2 separate regions of the Homo sapiens genome follow, and region 1 is linked to region 2. The links are chromatin contacts, found by Hi-C or POLR2A ChIA-PET in ENCODE. All regions are on one chromosome and are shown on one strand. The core of a region is the stretch at or near the end of the contact, and the rest is flanking DNA. Distances in the headings are between cores, read along the strand shown. Region 1 holds the start of PALS1 (protein associated with LIN7 1, MAGUK p55 family member). Region 2 holds the start of TMEM229B (transmembrane protein 229B).

What was found. Hi-C counts contacts between places; a loop is a spot of excess contacts on that map. ChIA-PET counts read pairs that join two places held with the same protein, here RNA polymerase II (POLR2A). Pooled maps may share reads with other maps.
Region 1: a loop to region 2 is called in a map of OCI-LY7, with 12 times the contacts of the local background. The contact joins the promoter of PALS1 here to the promoter of TMEM229B in region 2. A Hi-C loop is called at or near these places in 2 of 168 maps with a recorded cell type or tissue (CD8-positive, alpha-beta T cell and OCI-LY7), 7 of 37 single-sample maps with no recorded cell type and 12 of 50 pooled maps. POLR2A ChIA-PET finds 5 or more read pairs at or near these places in 2 of 52 experiments (RWPE1 and activated T-cell).

Annotation. Positions count from the first base shown.
Region 1 is chr14:67,237,874-67,243,182 of GRCh38, reverse strand. PALS1 (protein associated with LIN7 1, MAGUK p55 family member) reads right to left here and starts at 1,748. Exons shown (of 15, transcript NM_022474.4): 1 at 1,650-1,748. LOC124903330 (a long non-coding RNA gene) reads left to right here and starts at 1,774. Exons shown (of 2, transcript XR_007064217.1): 1 at 1,774-3,893. It also overlaps a transcript of GPHN not described here. RefSeq lists a silencer at 1,167-2,136 and an enhancer at 2,117-2,396.
Region 2 is chr14:67,486,480-67,491,571 of GRCh38, reverse strand. TMEM229B (transmembrane protein 229B) reads left to right here and starts at 2,851. Exons shown (of 3, transcript NM_001348543.2): 1 at 2,851-3,064; 2 at 4,400-4,572. It also overlaps a transcript of GPHN not described here. RefSeq lists enhancers at 1-170, 2,720-3,139, 2,777-3,276, 3,440-3,509.

The DNA.
Region 1 (5,309 bases), core at 499-2,998, 250 kb after region 2:
TATATTCTATATAAGCACATATGTCAAGATACTATTTTTTTCTAGACACTCTGAAATCAGAAAATATCAGAGAAATAGGGCATTTCAGTAAATAATATATAAAATTGATCAAATTTCTTGGAATGGGTGATAAATTTTATTTTTTCCATGACACAGCCCTCAGGAGATCCTGAAAACACGTGCCCCTGTGATGAGATTTTTAATCAAAATCATAATTCAAGATCATGTAAAAGCTAAACCCACTGTACTGACTTGGGTCACCCTCAAGTAGAACTTATATATTCTCTCCCGTTTTAACATTCTAAAACAAATTAATGTTAATCAATCCACCTTAATTTGTCAAGTTCAAGTCCGTCTTGCCAAAACTAATTCAGGTACATGGTAAAATTTACCAGATTTTTAAAGATAAAATAATGAATTGCTTTTCCTATTTTTGCCTGTTTTATCTATAAATCTCTTACATTATAATTTAATAGCTCATCCTGCCGCAAATAGAAAGCCTATAAAACCTATCCACAATAGCTATGTCCACAGGGATCTAGTAAAAAAAAAAAATCGTAGTTCTTAATTCAAGGAAGCTTATTTAATAAGTTTCATTACCACCAATACTTCAAAGACACCAATAACCAACACGTCATTTGTTCCTATTGCATAATTTAACAGGTTATTAACTTCTGGTATAATCCAAAAGCATAATTAGTAAACTATCATTAAAACATGATATTGCTTTTTTAAAAAATCAGAAATATTAACACCTTTCACTGCGTCAGTCAAATCAAAATTTCAAAATTTTTGTTCAACTGACTTTCCAAATCTAAATTCTTACTATTCTAAACGAGTATGGAGACAAAACACACACTCCATACTACATCTAAAAACTTCCTAGCCATCAGATTTTAATTTTAGCATAAACTGCCAAGAAAAACCTTTTGACCGAAACCTACATTCCGTACACATTACTGTATGTCAATCAACAGAAGGTGAGTTATGATCATTAGAAAGTTACATAATTTACTACAAAGATCGTTTAAAGCAAACTTCATTAAACGTAGGTTATAACAATTTACATGCTTCAAAGTTCAACGTGCAACCTTAAAGTATCAGAAACCATGAACAAAACTAGGCTTTTCTTTTAAAGTGGTCACAAGGAAGCAGGAACTGTTTGCGTGTTTAAGAACGCAATGAGCAGCAGAATACCAGCAGCTGAGTCAGGCAGAGGAACGCTGACTACATTCTGACTTCTAAAGGAAAGCGTTCCCTCGCCGATTTCCCAGACCCGGCCGGGAGAGTCCCGCGCGTCGCGACCTCGGAGAGAGGGCGCAGGGGGCAGACGACTCCCCGCCGCGCCCCCTGCACCTCGGGCTCGGCTGGCTGTGGCCCGCGCCAAGGTGCATGCCCAGCCAAGCAGAAGGAGCGGGCACCGCGCAGGCAGCGTTGCTCCGAGGGACAAAGGTTGGGCTCACACCCTCCACGGCCGCAGCTCGCGCGCCTGAGGAAGCCCGCCTGGCTGCCAGGGGTCTCCCGCTGGCCGGAGTTTGCGCAGCGTGTGGGGGAAGGGGAGCCCGGCCGCCCGCCCCTCCCCCGCCGCGCTCCCAGGGACCTGTTGATTAAGATCTCTACAGCCCAGCCGCCGCCGATCCGCCTCTTACCTCCACGCCTCGGCTCCGCGGAGCCTCCCGCCCCGGCCGCTCCTACGCACTGCAGAAGCGACAGCCCTCCGGCGGCCCTTGAAATTCCGGATAAAGAATCCAGAAACTCCCGACTCCCCACCTCAGAATCCTTAGTCCCCGCCCCCGCCCCACCGCCTGCCTCCTCCGTCGCCGCCGTCACCGCCGCAGCCGCCAGCAACTCCACTTCTAGACCGCGCGAGACCGGCCCCTGCGGCCGCCGCGAGACCGCGCACGCGCCCCCGGGACTCTGGCGCAGTGGGCGCGCGGATCCGAGTCCCACCCCGCCCGTGAGAGGCTGGCGCGGCTTGCCCAATCCCGAGCCGGAGCGGAGAGAGCGCCCGCTCATTGGTCCTCTCCGCAGCTCCAGCCGGGTGCGCGCAGTCGCGCGCCTCTAAGTCTAAAACGCGGACTGCTCCGGGCTAGCTGGCCCGGTAGAGCCCCTTCGGGATTTGGCCGGCGGGCTTTGTGGGGACGCGAGGCTTCCCTGGGTTTCTACATCCCTTGGCTCTTGTCTCTGGATGACGTATCCTGAAGAAAATCTGATTCCTCTTGAAGAGATTCCTCATGTCCTGTCAAGTTAGTCACCCAATCTAACATTTGTTTTTTTTAAAAAATGACATAAACACCTGGATGTGTGCAGTGTCCCGCAGAAGACTGCATAAAGCCAGCAGCTGCACTGATTTCTGAAAACCAGAAAGCAAGGATAGCAAGGACTAGAACTATTTCCCAGAAGTCTCCCGAAGGGACAGAGTTACGCAGATCAGCCCGTGCTCCGGGCATGGCTGGCGCCCTCGGGACCTGGATGTGCCACCCTTGGAATGGGGCAGGACTCAGGCGGGTGCGGGCGGAAGTCAGAGCAGATTGGAGGACGTTCTAAGGAGAAACACCAGCAATGTGTCTCGACACTTGCAATAAAAGCCCTCGGATGGTCTCTGTCTTGACAGTACCTTCCGAGCAAGCCCATTCCACATTTGAACACTTGCAAGGTTTGTTAATCGACCTCTCCTTCTATGAGGCCAAACTATGCCTGTGACTCCAGCCCGGGGGCACAGTTTCCCCCAGGGGCACAGTCCTCCCTCAAAGCCTTCGTATATGCCATTTCCATTTCTCTCGGTTTTCCTCATTTTGTCCCACGGTGTTTTTCCATCTCGCAATGTCCTCAGGTCCTGATTTTCAAGCTCTTTCACATTCTTCCCCATTACGCTCCTCTGGACAGCCTATGGGTTGTGGTGTCCCTCACTAAGGACACTGTGATGGCCTGAACGAAGCAAACCGTTGTTCCTGGTGGTGAAGATCTTTGGGGATGCCTACCCTTCCCAGATTTGTTATCCTTCTCAAATCTGATCAGCATTCTGTCCAAGTGTTTAATAAGACAGAGCGGAGGACAGAACTCTGCTGCATGCCACTAAAGACCTTAATGCTCCTGCCATCAAAAATTTCTCAGTAGGCTTCGAATACAGGTGGACGACACAACCGAACTGTCTTCTTGGCCCATATTCCTCCATAAAGATGCCATGAGAACTGGTGAAATGCCTAACTGAAATCCAGATAAAGTCTCCAGGATTCCTAGAAACTACTAGCCATACCCCAAAAGAAAAAACGGTTACTGTGTGTGACTTACTTCCTTTTCTAAGTTCTTTTGTTTTTGTTTTTGTTTGAGACGGAGTTTCGCTCTTTTGCCCAGGCTGGAGTAAAGTGGCGCAATCTCGGCTCACTGCAACCTCCGCTCCCCGGGTTCAAGCGATACTCCTCCCTCAGCCTCCCCAGTATCTGGGATTACAGGTGCCAGCCACCACGCCCGGCTAATTTTTGTATTGTTAGTAGAGACGGGGTTTCGCCACATTGGCCAAGCTGGTCTTGAACACCTGACCTCAGGTGATCCACCTTTCTCAGCCTTCCAAAGTGCTAGGATTACAGGCGTGAGCAACCGTGCCCCGCCTCTAAGTTCTTAAATATATAACATAAATAATAATTCAAGAAGCTTCCTCCAGCTCGTCAATGAATTCTTCTTTCTCTAGCTTATAATTTCTCATCCTTGGCACTATTGACATTTGGGCTGGATAATTCTTGTGGGGACTGTCCTGTGCATCATAGGATGTTTAGAAGCATCCCCAGCCTCTACCCACTACGTGCCAGTAGCATCACCCTCCCCAATGTGACAATCAAAAATGTCTCCAGACATCACCAAAGGTCATGGGGAGGAATGAGCAAAATCATCTTCAGGTAAGGACTGCAGATCTAGCTGTTCAAAGAAAGGACCTCTTTGGAAAGATAGTATATCTTTATCCGTAACTTCCAATCTCTTGGCCCCAGGCAGTTTTACAAAACAACAAAACACACACACAAAAAAAGCCTCCACCCAAATGAACCCGCCAAGTACCTAGCCTTGCTTCCTCAGCTGCTTAGATTCCCATACAGGACCCCACCATAATAAAATAATTATTAGTATGAGTGTGAGATAGCAGACCAGCTGCTTATCTCAAAATATGTGAAATTCCTTTTTAAAGTGCTATAACAATTCAGAAGGGCATTTTTTTCAGGAAAAGAAGTGCTATAAAAATATTAGTTATGGCCTGGCATGGTGGCTTACACCTGTAATCCCAGCACTTTGGGATGCCAAGGTGTATGGATCCCTTGACCCCAGGAGTTCAAAACCAGCCTTGGCAACATGGCAAAAACCCATCTCTACAAAAAATACAAAATTAGCTGGGCATGATGGTGTGTGCTTATAATCCCAGCTACTTGGGAGGCTGAGGCAGGAGGATCATCTAAGCCTGGGAGGTCGATGCTGCAGTAAGCTGAGATCACACCACTGCACTCCAGCCTGGGCAATAGAGTGAGACCCTGTCTCAAAAAAAAAAAGTTATTATTTTACCTCCTAAAGATATTTTCATGTTAAAAGAGGGCAGATCCTACAGCAAATAACAAATCTACTCTCTAGTGGGTCAGGTGCAGTAACTCACACCTGTGATCCCAACACTTTGGGATGCCAAAGCGGGAGGATTGCTTGAGCCCAAGAATTCAAAACCAGCCTGGTCAACATGGGGAGACCCCGTCTCTACAAAAAAATTTAACAATTAGCTGGGTGTGGTGGCACGCTCCTGTAGTCCTGGCTACTTGGGAAGCTGAGATGGGAGGATCCCTTGAGCCCAGGAGATCTAGGCTGCAGTGAGCTGTGATTGTGTCACTGCACTCTAGCCTGAGCAACAGAGCAAGACCGTGTCTAAAAAAAAAAAAAAAAAAGAAAGCAAGAAAGAGAAAGAAAGAAAAGAAAAAAGAAATCTATTTTCTGGTGAATTGAGCCAATCCCAGAATCTCCAAGTCATACAAATTACTGGTATATATGCAAAAACTGAAGGGTAGCTGAAAGAGTGAAAGGTATAGAAACTGGAGGCATGGTAATTAGATTAAGTTTTAGCTTTGCTGCTAGCTAGTTCTGTGATTTAGATGTGTGACAAGCTTCCTGGACCTAAATTTTCTCATCTATAATGTAAAGGGGTTAACTACTTTTTTCCCCCTAGTTTTAGGATTTGGTAGCCTCTGCATATAGAGTCTAACATGGATAGCATAGGAGGTTAAGAGAATATAATATTCCCCCCAAAATAGAATGAAATGGACAATCTGTGGTTTAAACCCCCC
Region 2 (5,092 bases), core at 1,602-4,101:
CATAGAGCTCCTAAAACCCTTGAAATTTCCTGAGTGAAAGGAATGTCTTTTGTTATTCATAATAAGCACCTTTGATAACACCTGAGTTTATGCTAATGAAGTTACTGGGGAAGTGGTGGGGTGGTGGAGGGGCTAGACAGCCTCAGGATGGAGCCAGTCTCCAGAAAGACCAAATGCTTAGAGGATTAGAACATTTGGCCTCACCCTCCAACCTCCAAGAAAGGTGTGGGAGGGTGGAGATCAAGCTACATAAAAACTCTTGAATAAGATTTGATAGGTTTCTGGGTGGCTGAACATGTGGCGGTGCTGGTGGGTGACCCCCCAATACGTCACCCTATCCATCTCTGCATCTGGTTGCTCATCTGCACCCTTTGTGATAAATCAGTAAAGGTAAGTGTTTCCCCGGGTTCTGTGAGCCATCCTAGCAAATTAATAGAACCCAAGGAGGCGGTCATGGGAACCCTGGTTTGTAACCAATTGTTCAGAAGTATAGGTGACGATCTACTTGTGACTGGCATCTGAAGTGGGGGCAGTCTTGTGGGACTGAGCCCTCAGAATGTGGGATCTGCTGCTATCTCAGGATAGATAGCATCAGAGTTTAAATGAACTGTAGGAGACCCAGTTGGTGTCTGCTGGAGAAATGTGACCAGATATGGGGGGCATATCTGCCCCCCTCCACGCCCACCCCATATCTGGTCACAGAAGTGTTCTGCTTTGAGTGTGAGAGCAGAAGGAAAAAACTTTTTTTCCTTTACAGGGAGATTTGGGGAGTGTTAAGGAAAAGGAGAGTGGGGGTAAAAAAACAGAGGTAGTATTTGCCTGCATGCTTTCTGGCTCCAGTGTTAGGTTCCAGGCCAAGGAGATGATGAGGGGCCGGGGAGAGAGATCTGATTTTTAGGTTCTGGTCAGAGAAGCAGAGACTCAATCCTGCAAGCCCAGCTTACCTTAAATAGTTATAGGAAAGGAGAGAAAATGGTGCGAAGGGAATTTCCTGCCAGTAGCCTCTTTGGGAAGTGAATCCTATGTGCATGAAAACTGATGTGGCTTTTGAGAGTGCCAGCACATTGTAGAAATAACAGAACAGGAGTTGTTATTCTCTGACCTGAACCTGCGCTTGGCCCCTTGCCCACATAGGAGGCTGCAGTATCTCCCCTGATGCCTGGAACAGTCTGTTCCTGCCCCAGTCTTCCTTGCGTGATGTTGGACATGCCTTCTGTATTGTGCAAACCCAGGCCGCCCACTCTGCCTCTCTTCATTCTCTGGTGGTGCAATGGCTCCTGGAGATGGGAGAAAGGAGAGTGAGCACACTCCTTGCTTCCTTCACCTGCAGAGACAGCCTTGCCTTTAGTAAACCAACATGTATGGCTCATCTGTGATGGTGGCCTATAAATTAGAGAAAAACACAAGACATTGCTATGTTTGATTAGTAACATTGGATGTTTCAGTCGCCCAAGAATTTAAATGCAGCTGGGCCCTTCTCCACCTTGCCTGTCCATCCATCCAGCAGAAATTTTATGATCTCAAGAAATTCATAGCGTGGTGGGGGAAACAGACACATAGACAGAATTTTTTTTTTTTTTTTGAGACGGAGTCTCGCTCTGTCGCCCAGGCTGGAGTGCAGTGGCGTGGTCTCAGATCACTGCAAGCTCTGCCTCCCAGGTTCACGCCATTCTCCTGCCTCAGCCTCCCAAGTAGCTGGGACTACAGGTGCCCACCATCACACCTGGCTAATTTTTTGTGCTTTTAGTAGAGATGGGGTTTCACCATGTTAGCCAGGATGGTCTCGATCTCCTGACCTCGTGATCCGCCCGCCTCGGCCTCCCAATGTGCTGGGATTACAGGCGTGAGCCACCGCGCCCGGCTACATAGAAAGAATTTTAAGATGGGATGACATGTTTCAGTTGAAGGATGGTCAGATCCCCCTGGGAACATCAGTGATGGAATGACCTGGAGGTTGTGGGACGGCATCGCAAAGGAGTGAGGAGGGAGCAGGGTCTGGAAGAAGGAGTCAGAATGGTGGCTGCAGAGGAGGGCAGGAGAGATGACAGTGCTTGAAACAGGCCGGTGGTCTCTGCTTCTTCACGCTCCCAGCAGCGTCTCAGGCATATTGACCAGAAGCTGCATGGACAAACTCAGCTATAAGTTTGCAAAATAAGCAGCTTACTTGGAATGGACTAAGTAGTTTACACTGACTTGAAGACCCTTGCATGCAGACATGTGCCTTAAGGATGAGATTTGGGTGGGAAGCAGTTCGAAGGCACATTGTATGGGGACAGGGTGATTCTGGAGGCTGAGGACTGGGATTTGAATCAAATGTTTGGATTTGGCCAAATCTCTTAATGTCCTGAACCCTCTGTGTTTTCATTTCTAAAATAGAGGTGACCATTTCTGCCCTTCCTGCCCCTCAGGAGCCTGAGAAAATCATGAGAGATGATCTAAGTTCCATCCATATGTTAGTTGCTATAAGGGCTCATCATTCATTCATATGTTCCAAGAAACTCTGGTTCAGGTCCTGCAGTCCTCAAAGGAGCCTCATGTCCCCTGTCCCCTGGGATCTACTCTTGGGGGATAGGGAGTGTCAGTGAGGCCTAGGGACAGCTTATGCACTTGGAGGGAGAGGTGCACCATCATCTCATCCTCCCTGCAACTAAGTTTTTCCTGGGGAAAAAGCCTGCAGACCAGGAAGTGGGAGGTGTCTGGTGGGACACTGCCCTCAAAAGGAGCCTTTCTGAGTGCTGGGGCTTCATCTGCCAGGGCTGCACCTCAGCAGGCAGTGGGCTCCCAGAGCTGGCTGCAGTAACCCGCAGGCTGTGCCGGCAGGATGTGGTCTTTGGTTTCTGTTTCTGTTTTAGTTCTGACTTGTGCCGTGGATGTGGCTGAGGGCCTAGGGTGGGGAGAAGTCTCCACAGGTGGGATTGAACTCCCCAGGCACATGGTCCTTGTGGTGCTGGTGGAGAGAGAGTCCCAGAGGGTTCGGACATGCTCCGTTAAAACCTTTTCCTCAAGGTGATAGGTACGTGTCAAGGTGACCCCTGTCCGCCATCCGGCAGGCTGGAAGAAGCCGGTAAGATGGACAGATCAGGGAGGGTTGGAGGGTCCCGTTTGTGAAGGAGCTGGGGAGGGGGAGGCAAGGCTGAGCACAGCAGCCCACTGTGATGCTCTCAGTGCAGAGGCCCCGGGGGGAGACCCAGGGGGGCACCCCCCAAAACCACACCATACAGTGAGTTTCAGTTCCCCCACTCCTGCCCTTTCACTTCTCCTCGGCTGCCTGGCTGCCTCACAGGTTGTCAGCTTGAGCAAGGGCCCAAGCGGCCTCTACTCAGAGACCCTGGTGGTCAGAGGGGAGTGGGGAAGGTGGACATGGGCATCAGCACAGACCAGCACCTCTGGTCCATCCTGCCTGGTCATCCACAGGGGAGTGCCAGCTCCCACCCCCAGCCACATACTGTTCTCAGCTTCTGAGTGGCTGGGCTGTCCCAGAGGGCCATGCTGGGCCTGAGTGCTGTCCTTGGGCATATGCAGATGGTGTTGTATCCAGGGGGTTTTCAGGGAAGCTTTAGCACTTTCATATTAAAACAAAAAATGTTGGAATCTCCATTAAATAGTCAAGTCTTAGGGATAGTAGTAAAAACATGGCTGTACATGGCTGGCCAGGCACAGTGGCTCACGCCTATAATCCTAGCACTTTGGGAGGCTGAGGTGGGAGGGTTGGCCAAGAGCTTGAGACCAGCCTGGTCAACATAGCAAGACCCGTCTCTACTTGATTTTTTTTTTTAAAGTACATGGCAAAGGGCATTATAAAGTAAGATTTGTATTAGCTTGTAGCTGGTTACTGATGTTCATAGGAAGGGCCTCAACCATAATAATGGTGAAATAATAAAATGAGATGAATAAATATTAGAGAGGTAGAATAGTACGTAGAAAGGTTTAGCACACATTTTGTTTTTCTGCACGAGTGGTTGTTCTCTGCTTTCAAAGTGCTGAAACGAATGTCCTACATTGTCTGCCTTCCATGAGGTTCTGACCGCCCTTGAGAACAGATGTACCCACTACAGGGTGAAGGTGAGAATGTAATTTGAAGCTGAATGAGAATGGAGCTGGATTCTAAAATTATATCCCCTCTCAGATTCACAAGTGTTCACACATTTAGGCAAGAAGCCCTAAGTCCTAACCCTGGACATGTGGATTGTCCAGGACCATCCCAGACTTTTGTGGCTGGATTAATCAGACCTGAGCAAACTGGATGCAAAGAGGAGGGGGTAGGTTCCGGGAAGGGGCCCTGGTGGCCAGGGTGGGATGAGTGTCTGGTGCTGAGCCCAGAGCCCAGGCCCTTGCAATGTTTTTCTTGGATCTGCTGGGGGCAGTTTAAGCTAATAAAAGCCTCCTCTTTTATTCCCAGGGACACATGGAAGCTGCCAGCCCCCCAGCCAAGGATCAGCTGAGCCCTAGGGCTGATGCTTGCCTACGTTGCTGAGAATGGCACTGAGGCCCAGCCAACAAAGGTTAACCCAGGACACTCCTGGACAGTGATCCTGATGTCTGTTGTGAGCTGCACACTCAAGGGTGTGATAAGTGAGTATGTTACAAGCACCCAGGGGATCACCAGCCCAGCGATCCTGCCTGCTCGGCACCTCATCAGCATGGGCACGAGTCTGGAGGTTCTAGTTCTGAGTCTGTTCCCCATCCAAGGTCCTGTCACAGGGCAATGGGAGGGGAATGTCAAGCAATATTGGGCCATCACATGCGGGAGCCGTCTTATGGCCACATGGCCTCTAAAATCCAGGCCAGACCCAGTGTATTAGTTTGTTTTCGTGCTGCTGATAAAGACATACGTAAGAGTGGAAAATGTATACAGAAAAAGAGGGTTAATTCCACGTGTCTGGGGAAGCCTCACAATCATGGTGGAAGGCAAGGGGAAGCAAGTCACATATTACAAGGTTGGTAGCAAGCAGAAAGAGAGCTTGTGCAGGGAAACTCTCCCTTATAAAACCATCAGATCAGCCGGGCACTGTGGCTCACGCCTGTAATCCCAGCACTTTGGGAGGCCGAGGTGGGTGGATCGCAAGGTCAACAGATTGAGACCATCCTGGCC